Linked DNA regions of Homo sapiens: regions 1 and 3 are each linked to region 2. The links are chromatin loops, found by intact Hi-C in ENCODE. Cell type or tissue: OCI-LY7. All regions are shown on one strand. Region 1 holds the start of LOC105371860 (a long non-coding RNA gene). Region 2 holds the start of LOC107985000 (a long non-coding RNA gene). Region 3 holds the start of MIR6080 (microRNA 6080).

Region 1 (8,000 bases), 110 kb before region 2:
CCTCCCACCTCAGCCTCCCAAGTCGCTAAGACCATAGGTGCATGCCACCATGCCTGGCTAATGTTTTGTATTTTCTGTAGAGCCGGCGTTTTACCCTGTTGCCCAGGAGTTTTTCCTTTAATGTTCTCCTGCTACTTACTAATTCACTTTGTCACCCTGTGAGCTCATAAGAGCAGAGAGATAGCAACAGGAGCTAAAAAAAACTCTAAGCTGGGAAAAAATATTAAATATGAAATCATGATAGCTATTAGCTTAATTTGTTTTAGGCAAATTGCAAAGTAATTTTTTGGGAATCAGTGTCCCACTGCAGTGATTCCATACGGGGATTCCTAATTCCCAGTATGTTTTTAAAATAATTTGTAAACACCTAGTACAAACACATGATATGAAATTCAAGAGGTACAAAAGGGCATACAGCCCTGCACTCTCCCAGTTTCCCTCCCCGAAGGCAACCGCCATTACCAGTTTCTCGTGTGTGCTTCCAGAGGTATTCTTGTCCAACAGAACTTCAGTGATGAAAACAGTTGCCTGTGCTGCCAGTTTGGAAGCCATTAGCCACACGGGGCAGTTGAGCACTTGATATGTGGCTAGTGTGTCTTAGGAGCTGAATTTAAAAAAAAATTTTTTTTTTTTTAAAGACTCAGTGTCTTGCTCTGTTTACCAGACTGGACTGCAGTGATGTGTGAACATGGCCTCAAACTCCTATTTATTTATTTTTTGAGACAGGGCCTCACTCTGTTGTCCAGGCTGGAGTGCAGTGGTGCAGTCATAGGTCACTGCAACCTTGACCTCCTGGGCTCAAGAAATCCTCCCACCTCAGCCTCCTAAGTTGCTGGGACTACAGATGAATGCCACCATGTTTGGCTGATTTTTACAATTTTAAATTTTTTGCCTGGGCGCAGTGGCTCATGCCTGTAATCTCAGCACTTTGGGAGGCTGAGGCGGGCAGATCACCTGAGGTCAGGAGTTCGAGACCAGCCTGGCCAACATGGCGAAACCTTGTCTCTACCAAAAATACAAAAATTTGCTGGGCATGGTGGTGCGTGCCTGTAGTCCCAGCTACTTGGAGGCTGAGGCACGATAATCGCTGAACCCAGGAGGCAGATGTTGTAATAAGCTGAGACTGCGCCACTGCACTCCAGCCTGGGTGACAGAGTGAGACCCGTCTCAAAAAAAATAAAAATAAATAAATAAATAAATTTTTTGTAGAAAAGGGGTTTCACTATGTTGCCCAGGGTGTTCTTGAACTATTGGCCTCAAGCTATCCTCCCACTTGGCCTCCCAAAGTGCTAGGATTACAGGCATGAGCTACTGTGGCCAACCTAAATTTATATGTAAATAGCCATATGTGGCTAGTGGCTACTGTATCAGACCTCACAGTTCTGTACAGATAACGCACAGCGCACAGTAGCATACTATACACGCCCTACTAAATCTTGCTTTGTTCCCTTAACGGCACCTATGCATCTTGGAGATAGATTGTCCCAGTCTGCCTCATTTTTAAAAACTGCTGCATAATATCCTCTTGTAATCCACAAAGGCAATCCCAGACCCAGCCTGGGGGGCCATGGGTCATCACTTTTTACAACAAGCTCTAAAATCTTCCACATATACCATAATCAAGGCACTTCAGAACAACCCTAGGTTCCTCATGCCTCTACTTTTATTAGCCTGGGCCTGACATAGTTGGACATTGAATAGTCACTTCTGGGGGCTGGTGGAAATAATTTACCATGAGTGACTGCCCTAAAATATACTCTCCACCCACATGGCCCGTGTCTGGCATTCACTAGTGCTGGTGGCATTCTTTAAGGTTGCTCATATCTCTAAGTGGTTCTCCTTTAAAGAGCAAAGTCTCCTGGGAAAGGTGGTCATTAAGCAGAACATCTGGGGCTCATCTTGCTTTTGCCCTGTTGAGAGGGGCCAAGGGACTTGGTAGAGCAGCAGGGGCTCTGACGGTGAACCTCATTGTTTTTAAAATTATTCTTAAGAGGCCAGGTGCGTTGGCTCACACCTGTAGTCCCAGGATTTTGAGGAGCAGAGGCAGGAGGATCGTTTGAGTCCAGGAGTTCAAGATTAGACTGAGCAACACGGGGAGACCTCATCTCTACAAAAAATTTAAAAGAAAATTAATTGGGCATCGTGGCATGAGCCTGTGGTTCCCGCTACTCGGGAGGCTGAGGTGGGAGGCTGTGGTTCCCGCTACTCACCTGAGCCCAGGAGGTTGAGACTTGCAGTGAGCTGAGTTCACACCACTGTACTCGAGCCTTGATGACAGAATGAGAGTTTCTCAAAAAAAAAAAAAAAAAAAAAATTGTCCTTAAGTCCATGTGGACCCCTGACTAGGTTTGTGCCCTAGACAGCCTTCCTCTGAGGGCAATTCAGGTGGTGAGACTCCAGCTTTAAATGGCCTCTAGAGAAATTTCACTAACCTGCCTTGGTGTTTGACCCTGTATAACCCCTTTCTTCTGGAGGTCCCTTTGGGTGGCAGTAGATACGGGATTTGGTGTCTGACAGCTCTGGGGACAGATCCCAGCTCCAAATGGCAGAGTCTCTACAGATTACAAGCCAAATACTTAGCACTATGTGCTGATCTTCAGGAAGTCAGTCTATATTTCATAACAAGTCACATGGGGATAATGAAGGAATGGCCTAAAACGCTCTCAGTAATATTCCTGAGTCATCCCTCAGGGCTGGGCTTGGTGTTAGGCATGGCGGGGAAGGGAGCAGAGCTGTGTGCAGAGGAAGATGCAGTTCTTGCCTTGTCAGGGTCCCTGACCTGATGGCGACCCATGGTGGAGTCTTCATAGTGATAGACACCACTGTAAAAGCAGATCCAGGTTGTGCAACCCTCAAAGCAGGTCTCCTCACTCACCGGGATAGATAGACTATTGGCGGTACCTGCATCCACCGCTTGCCATGGTTTCGTTGTGGGTGGAGGATACTTTCCTGTCCCCTGGCTTTGGGTTTGCCCATGTGGATTGCTCTGGCCTTGGAATGAAGCAGAAACCAAAGGCTGCCAGTTCCGAGCCCACGTCTGAAGTCGCCTTAGGTGGTTCCGCGGGCCCCGTGCGCTCCCACCTTCACCCAGAGGGCCTTCTCTGGTGCAGCCGCTGCTTCTTCAGCCTCCGCCCAAAAGGAACGGAGGCCCCTGGCTGATCCGCAGGCCTACAGGGAGCCACAGAGCGCAGCGGCTGGACCAGCGTTCAAGCCCAAGCACAGGCCTGCGAGAACCTTGTTCCAGCCGCCGTTTAGGATGGTTGATTAGGACGCGTTGCAGTGGCGGTAGCTCACCAATCCAGTGCGTGCACCCGCTCCTTTATTAGGCCATAGAGCCAGTGGCTCCCACAGGGACCTGATACAACAGTGCGTTAAATAAGGAGCATATTGAGCTCTCATGTCGTAAGCCAGTGGAGAAGTCCAGGGCTAGTGTGGGGGCTCCGGCGGGGGCTGTGGCCCGCATCCGCATGGAGCCTCCCCATGGTTCACAGGTCTCAGTCTTCGGAGCCTTCGGCCCTGCGAGCCCGAACGGTCCACAGGGGGGCGCCAAACCCTCTTTCGAACGCCATCCTCTAAAGCCTAGGCTCCAACCGGTTCCATTTCTTCAGGCTCAGGATTTTCACTCTTCTCGAATGGGGGTGTCCCTCCCCCAATCTTCTGAGTCGCAACAGCATCTCCCTCCCTCCAGGACCTCAGAGCCAGAGCTGGGCGAGAGGCCCTGACCTCCGGGGTAGGGTGGAAGCGTCCCTGTGAAGGTGCTGTCCTGCCTCCCATCCCCAGGCGCCGGGCCTCTCCCACCCTCAGCGCCCTGCTCACCTCCAGCTGAAGATGTCAGGGCACCTCTGCTTCCTCCCTGCCGTTTCTGCAGTACCGCCGAGTGTGCATAAACGGGTTTAATACAGGCTTTGCTGGGTGCGGGGACTCCCACCTGTAATCCCAGTACCTTGAGAGACCAAGGCGGGAGGATCACTTGAGGCCAGGAGTTCAAAACCAGCCTGGGCAACAAAGTGAGGCCCGTCTCTGGAAAAAAAAAAAAAAAAAAGAATAAAAGAGGTCCCTTTTTCTGGGAGATTGATATAGGGGAGTGTGAGTTAGAAGGGAGGCATCGAGGATCAGTCATTTAAAGCAGCATCCAAGGATGTTCAAGGCTAGAGATCCACAGGTGTATTTTCAGAAACTGAATTTCCTGGCGGGGCACAGTGACTCATGCCTGTAATCCCAGCACTTTGGGAGGCCAAGGTGAGTGGATCACTTGAGGTCAGGAGTTCAAGACTAGCCTGGCCAACATGCTGAAACTGTTTTTAGAAAAAAAAAAATTGGCCAGGCATGGTGGTGGGCGCCTGTAATCCCAGCTATTCGGGAGGCTGAGGCAGGAGAATCACTTGAACCTGGAAGGCAGAGGTTGCAGTCAACCGAGATCACGCTACTGCACTCCAGCCTGGGTGACAGAGACTGTCTCCAAAAACAAACAAACACACAAACAAAACACAAAAAAACCCCAAAACCCAAAACAAGCCAGGCGTGGTAGCTCGCACCTGTAATCTCAGCCCTTTGGGAGGCCAGGGCGGGTGGATTACCTGAGGTCAGGAGTTTGAGACCAGCCTGACCAACATGGGGAAACCCCGTCTCTACTAAAAATACAAAAATTAGCCGGGCATGGTGGTGCATGCCTGTAACCCCAGCTACTAGGGAGGCTGAGGCAGGAGACTTGCTTGAACCCAGGAGGCAGAGGATGCAGTGAGCTGAGATCGTGCCATTGCATTCCAGACTGAGCAACAAGAGCAAAACTCCACCTTAAAAGAAAAAAAAAAAAAGAAAAAACAAACAAAACTCCTGAATTTCCCTGTGGATACCTTTTCTCTGGCAGACTTTTTCAATGAGGGCTAAGTTGTCTCCAATACTATATGGCCTGTAGACCGCTCAGCTTTCATTCCAGTGAAAACATTCCAGAAAAATCTCTGAATCAATCCCAGGTGTTTCTCCAATCAGCTCAGGATGATTGTGTGTTACCTGCTGCCCAGCTAGTGACACCTCTCCAGGCCTCTGACTTAGCTAGGTCTCCACCATGTGACTCCACCGTAGACTCCCCGCCTTCTTCTTTTGCAAAGCCTTGGACACCCAAACACCTACCAAAAGTGGGTTAGTGTGCCAGGACACCTCCAAGTGTAAGTGGGGCTCTCCAGCACACCTGGATGTGGAGGTGTGATGCAGAGTGGTGGCTGCTCGTGACACTCATTTCACCCCTTTCTGTGCAGGTGCCAGAAGCCCAGGAAGCACACATCAAGGCTCGCTTGCCAGCGGGGTGCTGCCAATAAAATGTAGTCACGTGGAATTTGGGATGTGGAAAGGAGGTAGAAGTCATCCTTTCCTCCCCCATAGCAGCAGGTGTGCAGGCTCTGGTGGTCAGCTGGACTCCATACTCCCCCACCAGTCACCAGCCTGGGGACCGTGGGGCTGCAAGGACCTCAGCAGCAGTTTCCCAAGTTTCCTGACTTCTTCCATCCTCTGGAAATCAGCTGTGGTAAAGTAGCCTGAAAGCCAGTGGTGCAACCCCATCCCCACAACCTTCACCACCTCTAGCCCCTCCAGTGATAAGCACTAATTGCCTATATACAACCCTTTTTTGTTTGAAATATCTAGAGTAATTTCTGTTTTCCTATCTGGGGTAGTGTAACATAAGAAGAAATATATATTTGGTCTCTGCCCCCAGTTCCTAACACAAAGCTCCCAAAACCCTTGAAAATTCCTGAATGATGGCAGTGCTAAGAGCATTGTCCTTTGTTAGTTTATCATTTTTCTTTTCTCCTAGGTGTTTTTTCCTTTTTAAACTTTTCTTTTAGGTTAGGGGGTACATATGCACGTTCGTTATATAGCTAAACTTGTGTCATGGGGGTTTGTTGTACAGATTATTTCATCACCCAGGTACCAAGCCTAGTACCCAATAGTTTTTTCTGCTCCTCTCCCTCCTCCCACCCTCCACCCTCAGGTAGGGCCCAGTGTCTATTGTTTATGAGTTCTCATTATTTTGCTCCCACTTATAAGAACATACAGTATTTGGTTTTCTGTTCCTGTCTTAGTTTGCTGAGGATAATGGCCTCTAGCTCCATCTGTGTTCCTGCAAAAGACATGATCTCGCTGTTTTTTATGGTTGCACATCTTTTGTTCTAACATTTGGTCCTTAAACCTGGTTCCTGACACAGAGCTCCTAAATCCCTTGGAATTTTCTGGGTGATAGAAGCGTCCTTTGTTCTCATGAGGTGACTCTTGGTGGGCTCCTTATTTGGGGACTGGTCACCAAAAAGACCTATGGTTGGAAGTGTTGTGCTGTCAGCCCCATTCCCCATCCTCTGGGGTGGGGAGTGGAGCTGGAGCTCAATCATGCCTACGTGATAAAGCCTCCAGAAAACTCCTTAAAAGACAGGACTTGGAGAGCTTCCGGGTTGGCGAACACATCCATGTTCCAGGAGAGTGGTGCACCCCAACTCCACAAGGACCCTTCCAGACGTCACCCTGTGTATCTCTTCATCTGGCTTCATCATTTGTGTCCTTTAAAATATCCTTTGTAATAAATCAGCAATAGTAAGAAAACTGTTTTCCTGGGTTCCATGAGCTGTTTTAGCAAATGTTCAAACCTGAGGAGGGAGTTGTGGGGACCTCCAATTTATAGCCAGTTGGTCAGATGCATAGGTGATGCTTGGCCTTGCACCTGGGGTCTGACATGGGGATGGTCCTGTGTGACAGAGCCCTTAACCTGTGGAGTCTGGTGCTCACTCTGCTTAGGGCTTCTCTGCCTTTTTAGTGTCCTTCTAGAAGGCCTTTCCTTCCTCTTGTCAGCTCAGAAAACTTTTCTTCCACTTCCCTTCTTCTAAACCATCCCTTACATCTACTCCTTTCCAGCCGACCAAGAGCAGAACCACGGCTGGCTCCACTGCCACCATGCTGTCCCACACTGTCTCCTCGGGATGTATTCAGATGTCCAACCCTCCCCCCAGTCTAGGAGCCACCCCCCTTTGAGGAAAGGGATGCTGGCCTAGTCAACTCTTTCCCAGCACCAGGCACAGCATCTGGCACATTCCATCTTTTTCATGGACTCTCCCCAGGCGGCCTGACCTTCCCTCCTCTGAACCAGTGCATTTCTTGTCTGCATCATGTTTGCCCTAATCAGATACCACCTTATTTCCATCTTTTAAAAAATGCTCTATTTCTCTGGCAGGCTTCATCGGAATCACAATTTTCATTCATTTAGTAACTGTTGGCCTTGTATCCACCTCTCTCTGGCACTCAGGTCTCACTTAAGAGCTGGCTGTCTGTGATTTGCAATCAGTGAGATGGAGACAGAGGGAGCCCTAGGCAGTCATGTTTTGTTCCACCTGACCCTGGGCGCCACTCCCCCTCCCAGGCTACAGGCGGACATGGGCACCAGCCAGGGAGAGACAGCTCATCCATACTCTGGCCCAGCAGAAACTCTGGGCTTAGACAAAACTGCTCAATTGAGGACAAACTGGGCAAAGTAGAATCTTACTTTGGGAGTTTTTAGAAATATGGTGGGGTGGCATTTGGGAATAATAAGAATTGTAGCTGGGCATGGTGGTACGCGCCTGTAGACCCCCAGCTCTGGAGGCTGAGGTAGGAGGATCTTTGGAGCCCAAGAGCTTGAAGCAGCAGTGAGCTATGAAGCACCACTGCACTCCACCCTGGGTGACAGATCAAGACCCTGTCTGAAAAAAAAAATGTACACATTTGAGATGCATAAAATTTTCTTGTTATATAAAAAAATTATAAGCATCGAAATGTGAAATTATGTAAATATGCCAAAATAGAAACCTGGAGGTGCTTGGAATCCAGACTTTGAGAGCCCAGCAGTGCAAGGATCTCTAGTGTTGGCTTTTTTTTTTTTGAGATGGGATCTCACTCTGTTGCCCAGGCTAGTGTGCAGTGGCCCATTATAAGCTCACTGCAAGCTCCGCCTCCCAGGTTCAAGCAATTCTCTCTCCCTCAGC
Region 2 (8,000 bases):
ATGATTAATCAAAAGAAATAAAATCTGAGACATAAGCAGCATTTTTACCTCCTTTCTGCAGTCCTTTAAATGCCTCACAGAATACGTCTTATCTTGTAAAAAATACTTTCATAAAAGGCCAAGTTGTCATGATTCTTCCATTTGATTAAGGGCAACATGTGCTATTTAAAGGGGAAAAAATAACGGATAGCAAATCACCTTAGCTTTCAAAAATAATTTGTTTTATCATCTAAGAATACTTGAGGAACTTCTTTGATCAGAATTATATTTCATTGAACTGTTAAAGCATTTCTGATTTAAAGAAAAAACCATCTAATTGTTGAAGCATTTCTGTATTTCACATGGGGGTAACAGAGACATTTATGTTATAGCGAGTTACAAGTTGCAATTTACATCTTCTATAACTCACAACTTGATTGTTCTAAGTTGCCAGAGGTATCGGGTAACTGGTCATTGTTTTTTTGTTGTTGTTGTTGTTGTTTGTTTTATTTTTTATTTTTGGAGTCACACTACATGTATAGTATTGCTCACGTTACAGTTTTCTGTAAAGAGGACAAGTGTCAGGATAATAGGTGGACTTTTTACTCACCTATTTTACTGCAATCTCACCCTGCAGGTGACGGTCAATGCTCGCTGCTCCATCTTTACTCATCATTAATGTTAATTTATGACAACTCGGGGGAAAAACATAACAAGCCTAGTTTGGTTACAGGTACACACAAGCTTGAATATTTCTCTGCACTGAAATGAAAGTGGCATAGTTCATCACCACCTGCTACATTTTGTAGAGCATCTTACCAGCCATAGAAATAGGACAATCTATAAAACTTTGGGGAGGGTGGGGGAGGAAATGACACAGTGTCTGTCAAAAACAGGCATAATCTAAAACAAGGTGGATATAGCAAATCTCTGCCACTGCTTGAGAAGAACTTTGAGCTTGTGGCAGTTTTGCAGACTTACATGACTTCAGCACTTTACAACGTATTTTTACTATGAATGTTCAATACAATTTAATATTTATAACTGATTTCAGAGGGATCTGCTCCATGTCTATTCTGTTACCTGCATGAAAAGAGAATGCATGCCAATTTCAGTATGTCAATAATCAAGGTTTTAAATGTTTGGAAGAAAATAAAAACAAGATTGCTGATTTGTTCTGTATTAGTGACATTCTGGTACTTCTAGATTTGCAATACATTTATGGCTTTTTTATTTAAAGATACTGATTTTCTTCTGTTATAAGATTTTTTTATTGACTCTCACAGCATTCAGTATTTGATGCAATTAAAGTTATAAAAACTCACCAAAGATTCACTCCAAATAAATAATTTTTTAACGTTTATCTTCTGCAAAACCTTTTAACTCTACTAGAGACACATAAAGTTTCCCAAGAAGTGTCTACTGAACTTTTTATTTATTTATATTTACTAGTATTTTTTTTTGAGATGGAGTTTCACTCTTGTTGCCCAGACTGGAGTGCAATGGCACAATCTCAGCTCACTGCAGCCTCCCAGGTTCAAGTGATTCTCCTGCCTGAGCCTCCCGAGTAGCTGGGATTACAGGTGCCCGCCACCACGCCTGGCTAATTTTGTGTATTTTTAGTAGAGATGGGGTTTCACCATGTTGGCCAGGCTGGCCTCAAACTCCTGACCTCAGGTGATCCACCTGCCTCGGCCTCTCAAAGTGCTCGGATTACAGGTGTGAGCCATCGTGTGTGGCCTGAACTTTTAAATCATTTTTTCTGGTCATTGAAAGCAGGACAATTTTATTTTATGTTGAGTTTTTCATGCAAATTACAGCACCTTAGAAAAAGACTAAATAATTCAAGGGAAATATTAAGTAATGAATAACAGGAGAGCGAAATAAAAATTAAACAATATAATCAAATGAAGAAGCATGTTTTCATCTAAGAATTAAGAATGAAAGCAGCGATGGTATTTAATTATTAATGAAAAATACATGAATGAAATGATATCATGGTAGCCAGAGTAAGCCTATCAAAAGTCATAACGGCAAATAGTTAAAGACTACAACCAGTTACAGAATCGTTCCAAGAACTGTTGCAACCTGTAAGTAAACAGCACAGACTCTACATGCCAGGGTTTGGCAAACTTTTTCTGTAAAGGTCCAGATAGTAAATATTTAAAGCTTTGCAGGCCATGAGGCCTCTGTCTAGTCAACTCTGCCATTGAGGGTCAAAAGCAGCCACAGACAATATATAAATGAATGAATGTGGCAATGTTTCAATGGAATTTTATTTATGGATACTGAAATGTGAATTTCACAAGATTTTCATACAGGAAATATATATTTTTTCAATCACATAAAAATGTTAAACACACACACACACACACACACACACAATTAGCTCTCAAGCTGAAAAAAAAAAAATTCTAGCTCCTTCACCACATATCTGTAACACTGGCACAGATCAGTACCACCAGAAGCAAAGCTCTGAAAACTAACAGTCCTGACTCATGGGAAAGGATTCATTGTGGTCAAAGTAATTCTTAGATCATAACTGCCCCAAAATAGGAAAGATCAAGCAGCTAACACTTTTTCGTTGTTGTTGTTTTGAGACAGAGTCTTGCTCTGTCACCCCGGCTGGAGTGCAGTGGCACGATCTTGGCTCACTGCAACCTCCACCTCCCGAGTTCAAGCAATTCTCCTGCCTCAGCCTCCCAAGTAGCTGGGATTACAGGCATGCACCACCACACCCAGCTAATTTTTGTATTTTTAGTGGAGACAGGATTTTGCCATGTTGGGCAGGCTGGTCTTGAACTCCTGACCTCAAGTGATCTGCCCACCATGGCCTTCCAAAGTGCTGTGATTACAGGTGTGAGCCACCGTGCTTGGCATTATAGCTAACGTATTTGTTAATTATGTTTTCTTTTTTTTTCCTTTTTTTTTTTCTGAGATGGAGTTTCACTCTTGTTGTCCAGGCTGGAGTGCAGTGGTGCGATCTTGGCTCACTGCAACCTCCACCTCCACCACACCAGGCTGTTAATTATGTTTTCATTTCTCCTGATTAAAAAGATTCTGCTTTAAGATTGTTGACTTCAAGAAGTTTCAGTATAAACCTTATGTAGACTTTCTCTCCCCAAAACTAAAATTATTCTAGTTATAAAAATGAGTTGGGCCGGGCGCAGTGGCTCACGCCTATAATTCCAGCTCTTTGGGAGGCCGAGGCGGGTGGATCGCCTGAGGTCGGGAGTTCAATACCAGCCTGACCAACATGGAAAAACCCCGTCTCTACTAAAAATACAAAATTAGGCGGGCGTGGTGGCACATGCCTATAATCCCAGCTACTCGGGAGGCTGAGGCAGGAGAATTGCTTGAACCCGGGAGACGGAGGTTGCAGTGAGCCGAGATTGCGCCATTGCACTCCAGCCTGGGCAACAAGAGCGAAACTCCGTCTCAAAAAAAGAATTAAGATCATGTACTCTTTTAAGACCTATGTATCCGTAACTAATACAAAATGTGTCCAAACCTTTTAACAAAGTTATACATTTTATACTCCAATAGCATGTAATGTAGCTTTTGAGCATTTATTTGCCTTTCCCTTTGCTTAATACCTGGTGATAAAATAGAAAATGGATTCTATGTCAGCATTCTTGTGGCACAGATTCAAATCACCAGGTGGTATTTATTAGATTTAGATTTCCATACTCCAATTCAACTATTGTAAATTAGAAATCATCATGATCCTTCAGCTGGGCATGGTGGCTCACACCTGTAATCCCACCCAGCACTTTGAGAGGCCGAGGTGGGTGGATCACTTGAGGTCAGGAGTTCGAGACCAGCCCAGCCAACATGGTGAAATCCTGTCTCTACTAAAAATACAAAAATTAGCCGGGCATGTTGGTGCACGCCTGTAATCCCAGCTACTTGGGAGGGTGAGGCAGAAGAATCACTTGAACCTGGGAGGTGGAGGTTGCAGTGAGTCAAGATCGCGCCACTGCACCCAAGCCTGGGCAACAGAGTGAGACTCCATCTCAAAAATAATAATAATAATAAAAAATAAGAAATCATGATCCTTATTTTCACAAGTTTGCAAATATGGGGCTCACAAGGAACTAGAGTTTAGAAACCATTGCCTTTAAATCTTTAAACGGTGGCCAGGTGTGGTGGCTCATCCCTATAATCCCAGCACTTCAGGAAGCCAAGGTGAGTGAATTGCTTGAGCTCAGGAGTTCAAGACCAGCCTGGGCCACATGGTGAAACCAAAATTAGCCAGGTGTGGTGGCTCATGCCTGTGGTCCCAGCTACTCGAGAGGCTGAGGTGGGAAGATCACTTGAGCCCAGGGGGCAGAGGTTGCAATGAGTCCAGATGGCACCACTGCACACAGCCTTGGCAAAGAGTGAGAACCTGTCTCAAAAAAGAAAAATTGTAATGGTTATGCACATTACTTAAAATGACCTATTTAAGGAATTCAGACATGTTACATGCAAAAATGATCACTGCTATAAATATACATTGCATTGAGAAAAGAGAAGCTGCCCTTGTTTTCAGATTTGTGTTTATATTGCATGTGTCCTAAGTGAGGGCGATCGTAGCGTACAGCTGGGCCAGCCGCCGTTGCATAAGTAAGGAAACTGGGTCCCCCTAGTGTTCAGTTCTCATAATGACTCTCGAAAGGTGCAGAACAAGAAAAGTGGCAAGAGAACTTACAACTTCGCTATCCGTGTAACAACTCACCCAAATCAAAATTACTTCAATGACTATCCGTTTCCTACAGGGAAAGTTAGACGGGAAACCTGATGCCCAGAACATTTCCCCAAATATTATTGAGAAAATACATATTGTGGCCATGTATTTGTGTCATTTATATGCCTTTCCAGCAACTCAAGAACAAGCACGCTAACTTCCCTAACAACTTATACACCCTGGAATTCAACCAAAACTTTAAGTACCTTCTCTGCATCGACACCTCCCATTCTTAGTCTCAACTTTGTCCCTGAGCTCCTGATTTACATCTGCCTGCATGGCAGGGCATGGATATAAACTAAGCATCTTCAACTTAAAATGTCCTCAGCAGAACTCTGGATCTTCCTCCTCAAACCCACTCCTCCACACATCCAATCGGCTCTCCTTTCTAAATATATCCAGGAGCTGACTGCTTCTGCCAACTGCATCAGGACCCTTGATCCAAGCCAATATCATCTTAGCTGGATTATTACAGTAGTCTTCTAGCTGGCCTGCCTGCTTCCACTCTTGCAACATGCCACCCCATCTTAATTTTCCATACAGTAGCCAGAGTAATCTTCTTACAGCACAAGTCTGACATAAATCCTTGGCAATGAGCCCTGCGTGAACTGCCCGATGGTATTTCTTTTCCCTCTGCTCCTGTTATACTAGCCCCACTGGCTTTTTTTTTTTTTTTTTTGAGATAGAGTCTCGCTCTGTTGCCCAGGCTGGAGTGCAGTGGCATGATCTCGGCTCACTGCAACCTCTGCCTCCCAAGTTCAAGCAATTCTCCTGCCTCAGCCTCCCAAGTAGCTGGGACTACAGGCACATGCCACCACGCCCGGCTAATTTTTTGTATTTTTAATAGAGACGGGGTTTCACTATGTTAGCCAGGATGGTTTCTATCTCCTGACCTCATGATCCGCCCGCCTTGGCCTCCCAAAGTGTTGGGATTACAGGCGTGAGCCACCACGCCCAGCCCCCCCACTTTTTTTTTTTTTTTGAGATGGAGTTTCACTCTTGTTGCCCAGGCTGGAGTGCAAAGGCACAATCTTGGCTCACTGCAACTTCTACCTCTGGGTTCAAGTGATTCTCCTGCCTCAGCCTCCCGAGTATAGCTGAGATTACAGGTGCCCACCACCATGCCTGGCTAATTTTTTTTTTTTTTTTTGTATTTTTAGTAGAGATGGGGTTTTGCCATGTTAGCCATGATGGTCTCAATCTCCTGAACTGGTGATCCGCCTGCCTCGGTCTCCCGAAGTGCTGAGATTACAGGTGTGAGCCACGACACCCAGCCTCTCTTATTGTTTCTGGAATTGTTCTTCTTGTTGCAAGCTTCAGGCTTTGGCATTTGTGGTTTCCTTTGCTTGGTACTCCCTTGCCTGAGATGTATATGCAGTGTGACCCTTCAATTTGATCACTTCCAAATGCTACCTCCCTAGGGAGGCATTCCTGTCTATCCTATTCAAAATGGTACTTGTTTCTATTTGTTTACTTTGACATTAGGTTATAACAGCATCCACTTTGGGAGGCTAAGGTGGGCAGACTGCTTGAGCCCAGGAGTTTGAGACCAGCCTGGTCAACATGGTAAAACTCCTCTCTACAAAAAGTACAAAAATTAGCCAGGTGCGGTGGCACGTGCCTGTACTCCCAGCTACTTGGGAAGCTGAGGCGGGAGGACCACTTGAGCCCAGGAGGCAGAGGATATAGTGAGCCAAGATCACACCACTGCACTCTAGCCTGGATGACAGAGCAAAACTCTGTCTCAAAAAAAATTAAAAATAAAAATAAAATAAAGCATCTGTTTACTCCTTGACTCTCTGTCTCATCCACTAGTGTATTAGGGTAGGAGTTCTTTGTTCACTGCTGTATTCCCAAGGCTTTGAGCAGGGCCTGGCACCCAGTAGGTGGTGCTCCATGAATATTGTTGAATGAAAAATACATGAATGAATGAGTTATAGACTTTTTTCCCCTTTAGTTACACAAGAGAAGAAAAAGATATCTATTGACAGTTACAGCTCAAGAGAGTCTTTGCTGCTATGAAACAGCTGGATAACCACAGGACACTGAAAGCACTGTGCCGAGAACCCACCGGTTCAGCATCTGAGGATGGATGGATCTCAGACTGCCCAGCAGTAGTGTACTACATGGGTGGGTCAGTTGTAAAGAAGAAAAAACTGATCCATGAGCAGACACTAAAGAAAACAGTGGGATGAAATCAATACTGGGTTAAGTATGGCAGTCTGTGAGTTTGAACATATTGCCCCAATAGATTTTGTTTTAACTATTTTCCAGTAGACATTTTTTTTCATAATGCTTTCTTTTAATGCCTCAACTAGTCGCAAGAGCTTTACTAAATATTGCAACTCTTGGCGGGGCACGGTGGCTCACGTCAGTAATCCCAGCACTTTGGGAGACCAAGGCAGGCAGATTGCTTGAGCTCAGGAGTTCCAGACCAGCCTGGACAATGTGGAAAAAATCCCATCTCTAAAAATTAAAAATAAAAAAAATACACCGGGCATGGTGGTGCACACCTGTAATCCCAGCTACTTGGGAGGCTGAGGTGGGAGGACCACTTGACTATGGGAGGTGGAGGCTCCAGTGAGCCGTGATCATGCCACTGCACTCCAGCCTGGGCAACAGAGCGAGACCCTATTTCATAAATAAATAAATATCGCACCTCTCTTTTTTTGGTACTAAGGCAGAACTGTACATAGACTGATTTCTCCAACTTTGAGCAACCCCAGATGGCTCTACTTGAACAGAAAAGAAATTGAAAGTTTAATCGTGTATAATCCCTTGTAAACAACCTGGGGGAAAAATGGTTAGGTTCTCGCCGGTGATATTTTACTTCAATGAGGTCATGTAGCACAGTGAAAATAACGAATAACTCAGCATTAGGGAGAATTGGGATCTGATCCCATTTTTGCCATTGGTTACATGACACGCAAGTTTACTCGGCTGCTGCAGGCTTGTGTCCTCATGCATGAAATGGACTAAACAATCTCCACATTATTAATGCTTTACGACTCCGCTTTCCAAAAATGGAAATGCATTTGAAGACAATACCAGGCCCTTGAAAATGAAGACGGGAGGGTAAAAAACAAGCTGCAACAGAGAACAGTATCAAGCTTTTAAAGAAACAAGTTAACACCGAAGCCAGAGGCCTTTAATGTAGACATTAAACGGTGTCTACATACACCCTTTCAGCTTGAATGTCAGCACCGGCTGTACTGACAGAAGATTTACATGACCTTTTCCTGAAATAAGCCTTCCTCTCCTAGTAACTCAATACCACGGGTACATTTTTCCA
Region 3 (8,000 bases), 180 kb before region 2:
TGGACTTAGCTTCCTGCTATTACCAACGCCCCTTGCCAAAGGCTCCCTGGCTGGCCCTGAGTGGGGACAGGTGGGTCTGTCCCGAGGCCAGTTTCTTTCTCTCAATCACAGCGGCCTCGGGCTGCCCTCGGAGTTTGTCCTAGGAAGTGGGTGCTGGGCCTGGATCCAGAGAGGAGGGGCCCCCAGGTGGGTTTTAGGATTTGGGAAAGGGAGGGGAGAGAGTGGAGAAACTGCTGTGGCCGCCCTCTAGTCCCTCAGGGGCAAGGGCTCACTCACAGTTCCCAGCGGAGGAGGAGAAATGAGGGCCCCCGCTCCTTCCAGTCGGGGCTGCCTGCTCAGGTGCGGCGCCTCCAGGGTTGCTTGTATAAGAAGGTGCAGCAGACCGGCTGGAACTTCCCTCCCAGCGGCCAATGCCCCAGCAGCAGGGGCGGGCTCCAGGCCAGCTCCACCCACCTGGGCCTTCCCACTTCTGGGTGGGGATGGTGACTGCACCCTGAGATCCCAGAGCCAGGACCACAGCCATGGGGAAGAGTCTCAGAGGCCCCTTTATTGCACCGCCTTTGGCCTGGCTTCCCAGGGCTCCCTGAGTGGCCTCTTTGGGAGAGAGGAGGAGTCATCCCTGCTTACCTCTCCCTGTCTCCCTGTCTCCCCTCTCAGAAGGGGTTGCTTCTGCCCTCTCCTGGGCAGCAAGAGAACAGGAGACGTCCCTCTCCTGGGACATCAACTCTCCCACCACAGGGCTGGGCACGCAGGATGCTCAGAAGAAGGAGCGCTTGCTTGCCTTCAGCTTGTACTGTTCTTGCTGAGAGGAACAGGGTGGCCAACCCTAAAGGCCACCTGGCTGAAACTGAACCTGCTGGCCAGGGTGGGGCTTGGGGTCAGGGGCCTGGAACTGTCCTGGACACAGCCACTTCCTGGCTGTATGAGCTTCGTCCTGTCACTAAACCTCTCTGAACCTCTGTTTGTACTCAGGGCAAATGGAGGTGCCTACACCTGCCTTCCAAGCTGCTGGGAGCTTAACCCTGGGTTACAAGCCTTTGAGCAAGAGCCCACAGGACTGTTAGCCCCTTTGGGACTGCGTCTTACCACACTTTGTCCCCAGTGTCCAGCACAGTGACCAGCCCACACCAAGTACTCAATATGTGCGATTAGAGTGCATGGGGAGTGACAAGGCTGTGAAACACCATCCATGGCAGGAACTCCTCTGTTCTGGGGGTCCCTGGCCTTGCCCAGTAGCCTGCCCTAAGCCCTGAGCTGCCGCCTGACAGACGGGGGTCCCTATACACTCCCCAGTGCCCCCGTGCCATGCCATCCCCACATCCTGCCCCCTCTGTTCTGCACCCACTTTCTTCCGAGATCCCTTCTCAGCAACAATCTCCTCCCCATCTTCAGCCTCCCCATCTCCTGCCCACCCACCTGAACCTGGGGATGTTTCCATCTATGACCTACACCCCCTCTGGCCACGCTGTGTCTCTCTCTCTCCTTCTGTCTGTTGTCTACACACTCAATTCGCACCCTCACTTCACTCCTGACCACTGCCCTCTGCCTTCAGCACCCCCCTGACCAGCTGAGCTTCTAGTGGCCACTTCGGATAAGTGTTATATGGCCTTTCTCTCACGTCACCTTCCTGTGCATCTTTCTTCTGGACACTTCTTGTCCTCTGAGCCAGCACTCTCATGCTTCTCTTCCCTTTGTCTGGCACCTAAATCCAGGCAGGCCCCACCTTTCTCCACCCTGCTCCTCCCCAAGTCCCCCCCACCCCCCAACTCAGTAAGCAGCACCACTGTCTGCCCACAAGTGCCAGCTGGGAATCTGAACTCAACCCGATTTCCCTCCCACCTCCCTCGGCCCCCAGACCCTGCCCATCCATCTCCCAAACCTCTGTTACCACCACATGCCCACGAGACCACCAAGAGCTTCGGCCATTCTTGAGGCCCTGGCCACAGGGATTTTTTTCTCAATCCCATTCCTGTCTCTGCTAAAAGCCTCACAGCAGCTGCAGGATAACGTGCACATTCCTGGCAAGGGCTCATGAGGCCCTGCCCCGGTGGGCACCCACTCTCAACCCCATGCTCCACTCTGAGCCCCGGCCCCATGTCTTCTGTTGCTGGCCTCCTATCCAAGAGGGTGAGTCCCCCAGGACCGTGGCTGTGCCTGAGTCCTCTCTAGATCCAAAGGCTCACCAGGGCTCTGCAGCTATTTGGCTAGTTCATGCCTAATGAACGAGTGAATGGGCCTGGAGGATTATGGTGGGGAAATGCCGCCTGGGACAACTAAGGGCAGGGGTGGGGTTCCCTTGTGGGGGCAGGACCAACTCCCTACCCTGGACTTTGTTGGGGGTGGAGCACCAGGGAGAGCCACAGCTGCCTCTTGAATAAAGCTCCGTGGCAGGGAACGTGGTATTATTGCACTCATTGCACAGGGGAGGAAACTGAACCAGAGACGCAAAGTGACTTGTGGAGGTCACATAGTGAATTAGGGCCACAAGTGGGGCCAGGGAGCAGCCTGTCTCTGGCCAATGTCCTAGTTCCCCCCTGGGTAAGTCCCCTGCCCTCATCACCTGTGCCCCTCCCCCCATATGCCACTGCAACTGGGAACCTGCTGGGAGCTGGAGGAAGGATGGGCAGAGGGGCCACCTGGCAGGCGCCCTGGCAGCCGGGGTGATCTGTCTTCTCAGGAGATGTCAGGACCTGGGCAGTCTCCTTCCTCTTTGGTCCTGGGGCCTGGGGTGGTGGCCCTTGGGCAGACCTACAGAGGCCTGGCTCATAGGTAAGGGGCTGCCGCACCTCCGCCCTATTCAACATACACTCTCTGTGCACTCTGTCTGAGCCAGACCCTGGGCCAGATGCGAGGTTCAAAGAGCAAGGCCATTCCCCCACCTCCAGGGGCTCCGCTCAGACGGGCAGGCACCGTCCCACCGTCACTAGGACAGAGAATGTGGAGAGGCCGGGAAGTGCGCCACCGGGAGCCTGCGCAGGAAACGGAGGGGCGCTGCGGGGGAAGAGCGCTGGCATCCAGCCACCCATCCCAGAGAAGCTGCCTGGCTGGCTGGCAGGGGCGCGAAACAGGAACCAGCCGCGGTCTCCAGCCCCGCCCGCCGGGTGCCGTTTTCCACCCTGGCCACAAGGCGGCGGGCTGCCGCTGCAGGAGCCAGAGTGAAGGCGGCGCAGACCCAGGGAAGCCAAACGAGGATGACCCAGTCTGGGTGGACCCCCTGCTGCTGCCAAGCGCTTCGAAGCCTTAATTCATTTAAGGCTCACAACCCTAATCCTTAGGTATTGTGCTTACACCAGAGGACGCTGGGCCTGGGGGGGGAGGGGGTGGTCCTCGCTTGTAAGTTAAGTGGCTGTCAGCAGCTGGCAGCTGCCCCAGCAAAATCCAGTTCCCCTTTCCCTAGTCTCAAAACCTGAGCTCTGCATTGTAACGAGACAGGCGGAGGGAACACCCAGCAGCGGGCCTACGGAGGCGTGTCTCCTTCGTCTGGGCATCCCGGACTCAGTCCTGGCACATGGTGGGCATCAGTGTTCATGGTAATGACATCAGGCACAGCGAAATAAATCAGAGGCTCCCAAGGTTCAGAGGTCATCTGTCCATCCCCTCCCTTTGTGCTAAAGAACAAACCGAGACCCTGAGAGAGGAAGAGAGCTGCCTCTAGATCATCACACGGCCGGTGGCAGATGGCAGAACGGTTCTAAGCATCCTTTTCTCCCCCTCGGGCTGCCCCTCCCTGAAAAGTTCCTAAAGTTCAAAATGTCAGAGTCCCCCAGAGTGTTCTGAGGATGCAAGAGTGTTTGTAAAACGTGCTCTATTTTCGATTTCCCAGATTAACACAACTGGATTCTGAAGAGGGGAAAAAACAACCTCACTTAACACGTCTTTCTGAAACAAACCCATCAGGAGTTCTTTTAAAAAAAAAAAAAAAAAAAAAAGGAACTGAAATGCTGGAAGCACCCTCAAAGGGAAGCAGACGCCTGACTTTCACATCCACCCTCTCATCTGACTCCAGGCTCCTTGAGCTGGCGGCAGGCCCGCAATCCCCCGTTCCGTGCCCAGATGCACTTCGGAATATAGAACAGCTGGGACTTGGAAAGATAATATGTGGCACCCACCTGCTGTAGGTTACATAACCTCCCAGCAGGGCTTGGGGCAGCAGCCGGCCATCGAGCTTATTTGCATTTCTGCAGCAAAACATGAATATTCACACAAGTGCGATAAATAAAGACCATCAACAGCCTCATATCAGTTCAAGCGCAATTTTGCCACCAATTTGATTACGAAAAATCTTTCGGGCTTCCAGGGAGCTTTGGAGCCTGGAAATTGCAGATGAGGGATGGGGGCCTGCACTGTTTCGCGGCTGGGGAGAGGGAGCTCATCCGAAGTCTTCCGACAGAGGTGGGCGTCATGCCCGACGCTGAGCGGAGTGGGTCTCCTCGAGCCCAGGCTCCCTGCGGGCGCTGTCCTCAGCGAGCCTCCCCGCCTCCGCGCCCGGGGTCGTACCTGCTTCACGATCTCCTACCGCGGCGGGCCGCGTACCTCCTGGATGGCCTCTTAGACGTTCTCTGAGTCGCTGCGCGACAGGGGCAGCAGGCACACCCAGGAGCCCGCTACGCTGCAGGCCTTGAAGCTGCCGCTGCTTCCGAGGTTGCCGGCGGGAGGCGAGACGACGGCGCGCGTCAGGTCGTCCAGGGACTGCGCGGGCCGCACGGGCGCCGTGGGCCGCAGGTACAGGCAGGCGGGCAGGCCGGGCGCCAGGCTGCTGCGCTGGCTCGCGGCGCCGCGCTGCGCAGGGCCGCACAGGGAGCTGGCCCCGCCTCGGGGCTCCGCTGGGGGGCCGTTGGGGGCCGCTGCCACAGCCGCGCTCACGAACCGGTAGTCGTAGGCGAGCGGCTCAGGGGCTGCGGGTCCCGATGGGGGGACCTGGCGGCGCGTCAGCGGCAGGGTTGCCCAGCGCAGGCAGCTCGCGCACGTACTGCGCGGGCAGGTAGAAGGGGCGGCCGCCGGGCTTGCGCCGCACGTGCCACCAATGCTCAGTGCTCTGTGCTGCGCCGCAGCGGCCGGTAGCGCTCATTGGGCGGGATGGCCACGCGGCGCCCGTCCTTGCCGGTGTACTCGAAGGGGTGCTCCACCAGTACGTACACGTCCCCCTCCACATCCGCCGCCATTGCGGCCGCGGCATTTTCCTGCAGGCAACAAGGAAGAGGGCCGCGGAAGTCAAGACCACTGAGCCCGGAATAGCCCAGCACTCGAGGAGAGACTTGGGTTCGAGTCCCGATGCTGCACTTGCCGTTCGCCTTCGGGCCTCAGTTTTCCCATTTCTAAAATGAGGACTTGAATAAAATCACATGCAAGGCTTCCATTCTTACACTCAGTGCTGGAATTAGGACAACCTCTTCATTCCGTGGGGTTGATTCTAAGATTTCAGCCTCGCTTCAGTCCTGCGGTGGGGAGATTGTGGGTAGTCTTGGTCCAAATCGACTGCGAGGGAAACTTTGGCTTTAAAACGAGGGGTGATTACCTGCTCTAAGGTCGACACCACGCTTGCTTGATAGTTGACCGTGCCTTAGTTTTCCCGTCAGTCAAGTGGGAAGAGCAGCCCATTTCCTGCCGCTCCCCGGGCCCTGTCCCGCCTGGACGCCTCCCTCCAGGAGCCTGCGCCCCGGCCCCGGGGTCAGGGTTGGGATGCGGGCTCTGCAGGCGCCCCGGCGAACAGCTCTACCTGGAGGCTGTCCCTGCCCCGCTTAGTCCAAGGGCCTTGGTGTGGGGGCCTCCGCTGTCAAGGCGGGGGAACCGGTTCTCTCGGTTTCTCTCCCCTTCCCCAGCGGCTTCAACGCAGACGTGAGCCCGAGCCGGGCCCGCCCCCGCCCCCTGCTCTCCGGCTCTCACGCCGCCCCCCGAGAGAGGCTGCCCACCTGCCCTGTGACCCCTACAGTGTCCCCAAGAGAGTGGCCCCTGGAGAATGCACTCTGAGACAGTGACTGTCCGTGCGGAGTCCCAAAGCAGGGGCCCTCAAAGCTCTCCGGAGTGGTCACAAGCCCCGCTCCCGCCCCGGCTGGGTGTGTCAGGGATGGGGGAGAGCTTAACTAAATCTGCCGGCGCCCCTCCACCAAAGCCATGAGTCGGTGGTCTTCTCCGGAAGTGCATGGCCCCTCCAAGCTCCCACACTGACCACATCTCCTCCTGCCTCCTAAGGTGACCCAGGCCAAGGGCCAGGAGACCGCGGCTTGCCGAGGCTGAGGGACCGAAGGAGCAGGGTCCAATCCGGGACTCCCGTAGGGCTCCTTCGCCACTTTGTCAAGCGTTCCTCGACTAGGAAAGGGTATACACTTGAGTCACTAAGCACACTGGGCCCCGGAGGCGGGGTCATCGAGCTGCCCAGAGCCAACAAACCCCAAGGTGGACACTGCCCCGGCGCCCCTTCCCCCCGGACCCCGCAGCGCACTCACGTCTGCTGGGCGGGCCTCAGGGAGCCCAAGGGCCGGGTGGGCGGGGCCGGCAGGTTAGGCCCGGACCATCGCCCTGGGCGGGGCTTCCGAGGTGGTGCCGGAGAGGTTTCGCGGAATCGGAGCTGGCAACGGCAGCGAATAGGGACAGCGACGCTCAGGAGTGCTGTCACCCATACCCAAAGAAGCTGCGTCTGGGCGGGGCGAGGAGGAACCTGAATGCCTCTGCTGGGGACCTTGGGGGGCATTGGGACGAGGACCGGAGCAGAAAGCCGGGGTCCGGAGCCAGGAAGGCTGCGTCTGAAGGGGCGCTGGCTGGTCGCTAGCGGAGCCCAAGGAGGGTGGGCCTCCCCTGTCCCGCCTTCCCCCTTCCCTTCTCCCCCGGGGATTTGCTGTCCCGGAGTCCCTGCGTCCCTCCCGCCTGCGGCTCTGGGAATGCCGGTCTGGGGCTGGTTGTCTAGTGCGGGCGTTCCCGTTCGCGGGGAGGTCATTGGCACCCTGAATCACCCACTGCGAGCCCTTCCAACCGGATTGTAGACCTGCCAGCTCCGGGCCCACCTCCCCCAACAGGGCCTTTCCCGGAGCAACCCGGCCGGGCCTGGAAAAACTCCGAGAGGGATTCCCAGCGCAGGGACGCCCACCGGAGCGCAGTGTCTCGGGCTGGATAAGAAGGGGACCCGGCCACAGCTCCTTCGCCAACCTGCGGGAACACAGAGAAGGGGAGGGATTGGTGGGGGCCGAGAGGATCCCTGGAGCGCGAGAGCGCACCCGTCGCCAGGAGGTCCCCTGCGTCCACTGCCCAGGCGACGCAAGCTACAGCGGCGTCAACGCCTGGGTCGGCGCTAGGGGCCTGGGCCTGCTCCCCACCCGCCTCCAGAGGGAGGGCAGCCCTTCGCCTACCTTCTCCTCCCCGTGGGATGCGGCCCGAGCAGCTCCCGCCCCAGCACGGAGACAAGGGGAGCAGGCGCGCGGAGCTCCCGGGTGCGGACCCGCCACCTGCCGCACCCTTCCCTCCCCAACCCTGCCCCTTTCCCCACCCCCACCCCACCTCCCACCTCAACTCCCGCTCGGCGGCCCACTGCCTGCCCGGGCACCTCGGGGCGTCCGCTCGCCGGCCTCGTCTCCACTTGTCCCGGCAGGCGCGCGTGGGCTCGGCGTCCCGCGCTCCCTCCTCGACCGCGCGGCTCCGGCGCTGCCAGGTTTCCTGTATAGCACTATAACCAGTGAGGCACCGGCGGAGAGCGCCCGGCAGAACTTCCTCCCGGACTGGGGCTGGGCTGCGGTTGCGAGAGACAATCCCCGGCGTCCTGGCTTCCTGTCGCCTCTGGGCCAGGCCCGCGCCTGAAGAGGAAAGATGCCACCCCCTCCCCTGCATTTCCCGGGATCCTGGGCCACTCCCGGGATCCTGGCTGTCTCCAGGGAGGAAGAGGCCGCGGGGCTGAGATGGTGGGACTGGGGATGGCGGGAGTCTCCCGCGCAGCTTCTCCTGGCCAGATTGCCTTCCCACCATCCCCCACTCCCTCTTGACCCTTGCGGGGAAAGAGGTCCACCCTCCAATCC

What was found. Hi-C counts contacts between places; a loop is a spot of excess contacts. Peaks named below come from ENCODE experiments on the same cell type or tissue, not always from the same donor. Only the 100,000 strongest peaks of a DNase experiment are listed, where the experiment ranks them.
Region 1: a loop joins it to region 2, with 9 times the contacts of the local background. A loop is called at or near these places in 4 of 110 quality-filtered maps.
Region 3: it touches region 2 in a loop (9-fold over the local background); 27 of 110 quality-filtered maps call a loop at or near these places.

What each region holds. Positions count from the first base shown.
Region 1 is chr17:64,844,467-64,852,466 of GRCh38, forward strand. LOC105371860 (a long non-coding RNA gene) reads right to left here and starts at 2,291. Exons shown (of 2, transcript XR_934918.4): 1 at 2,211-2,291; 2 at 1-604. It overlaps LOC105376844 (a long non-coding RNA gene), which reads left to right and starts at 5,345. Exons shown (of 4, transcript XR_934912.4): 1 at 5,345-5,521. RefSeq lists an enhancer at 3,585-3,634. In OCI-LY7, a CTCF peak has its summit at 3,550 (motif pointing right); a DNase peak (open chromatin) is centred at 3,565.
Region 2 is chr17:64,957,384-64,965,383 of GRCh38, forward strand. LOC107985000 (a long non-coding RNA gene) reads right to left here and starts at 5,381. Exons shown (of 3, transcript XR_001752973.3): 1 at 1-5,381. In OCI-LY7, CTCF peaks have their summits at 4,595 (motif pointing left) and 6,606 (motif pointing right); DNase peaks (open chromatin) are centred at 4,638 and 6,739; H3K4me3 peaks cover 3,179 bases; H3K27ac peaks cover 3,639 bases.
Region 3 is chr17:64,773,900-64,781,899 of GRCh38, forward strand. It overlaps MIR6080 (microRNA 6080), which reads left to right and starts at 6,860; the gene lies at 6,860-6,925. It also overlaps the pseudogene ARHGAP27P1-BPTFP1-KPNA2P3 and the pseudogene ARHGAP27P1. RefSeq lists enhancers at 3,899-4,568, 4,569-5,237 and silencers at 4,724-4,943, 5,104-5,163, 6,417-6,466, 7,235-7,334. In OCI-LY7, CTCF peaks have their summits at 664 (motif pointing left), 3,120 (motif pointing right) and 3,319 (motif pointing right); DNase peaks (open chromatin) are centred at 412, 3,142, 4,132, 7,682 and 2 weaker places; H3K4me3 peaks cover 3,693 bases; H3K27ac peaks cover 2,605 bases.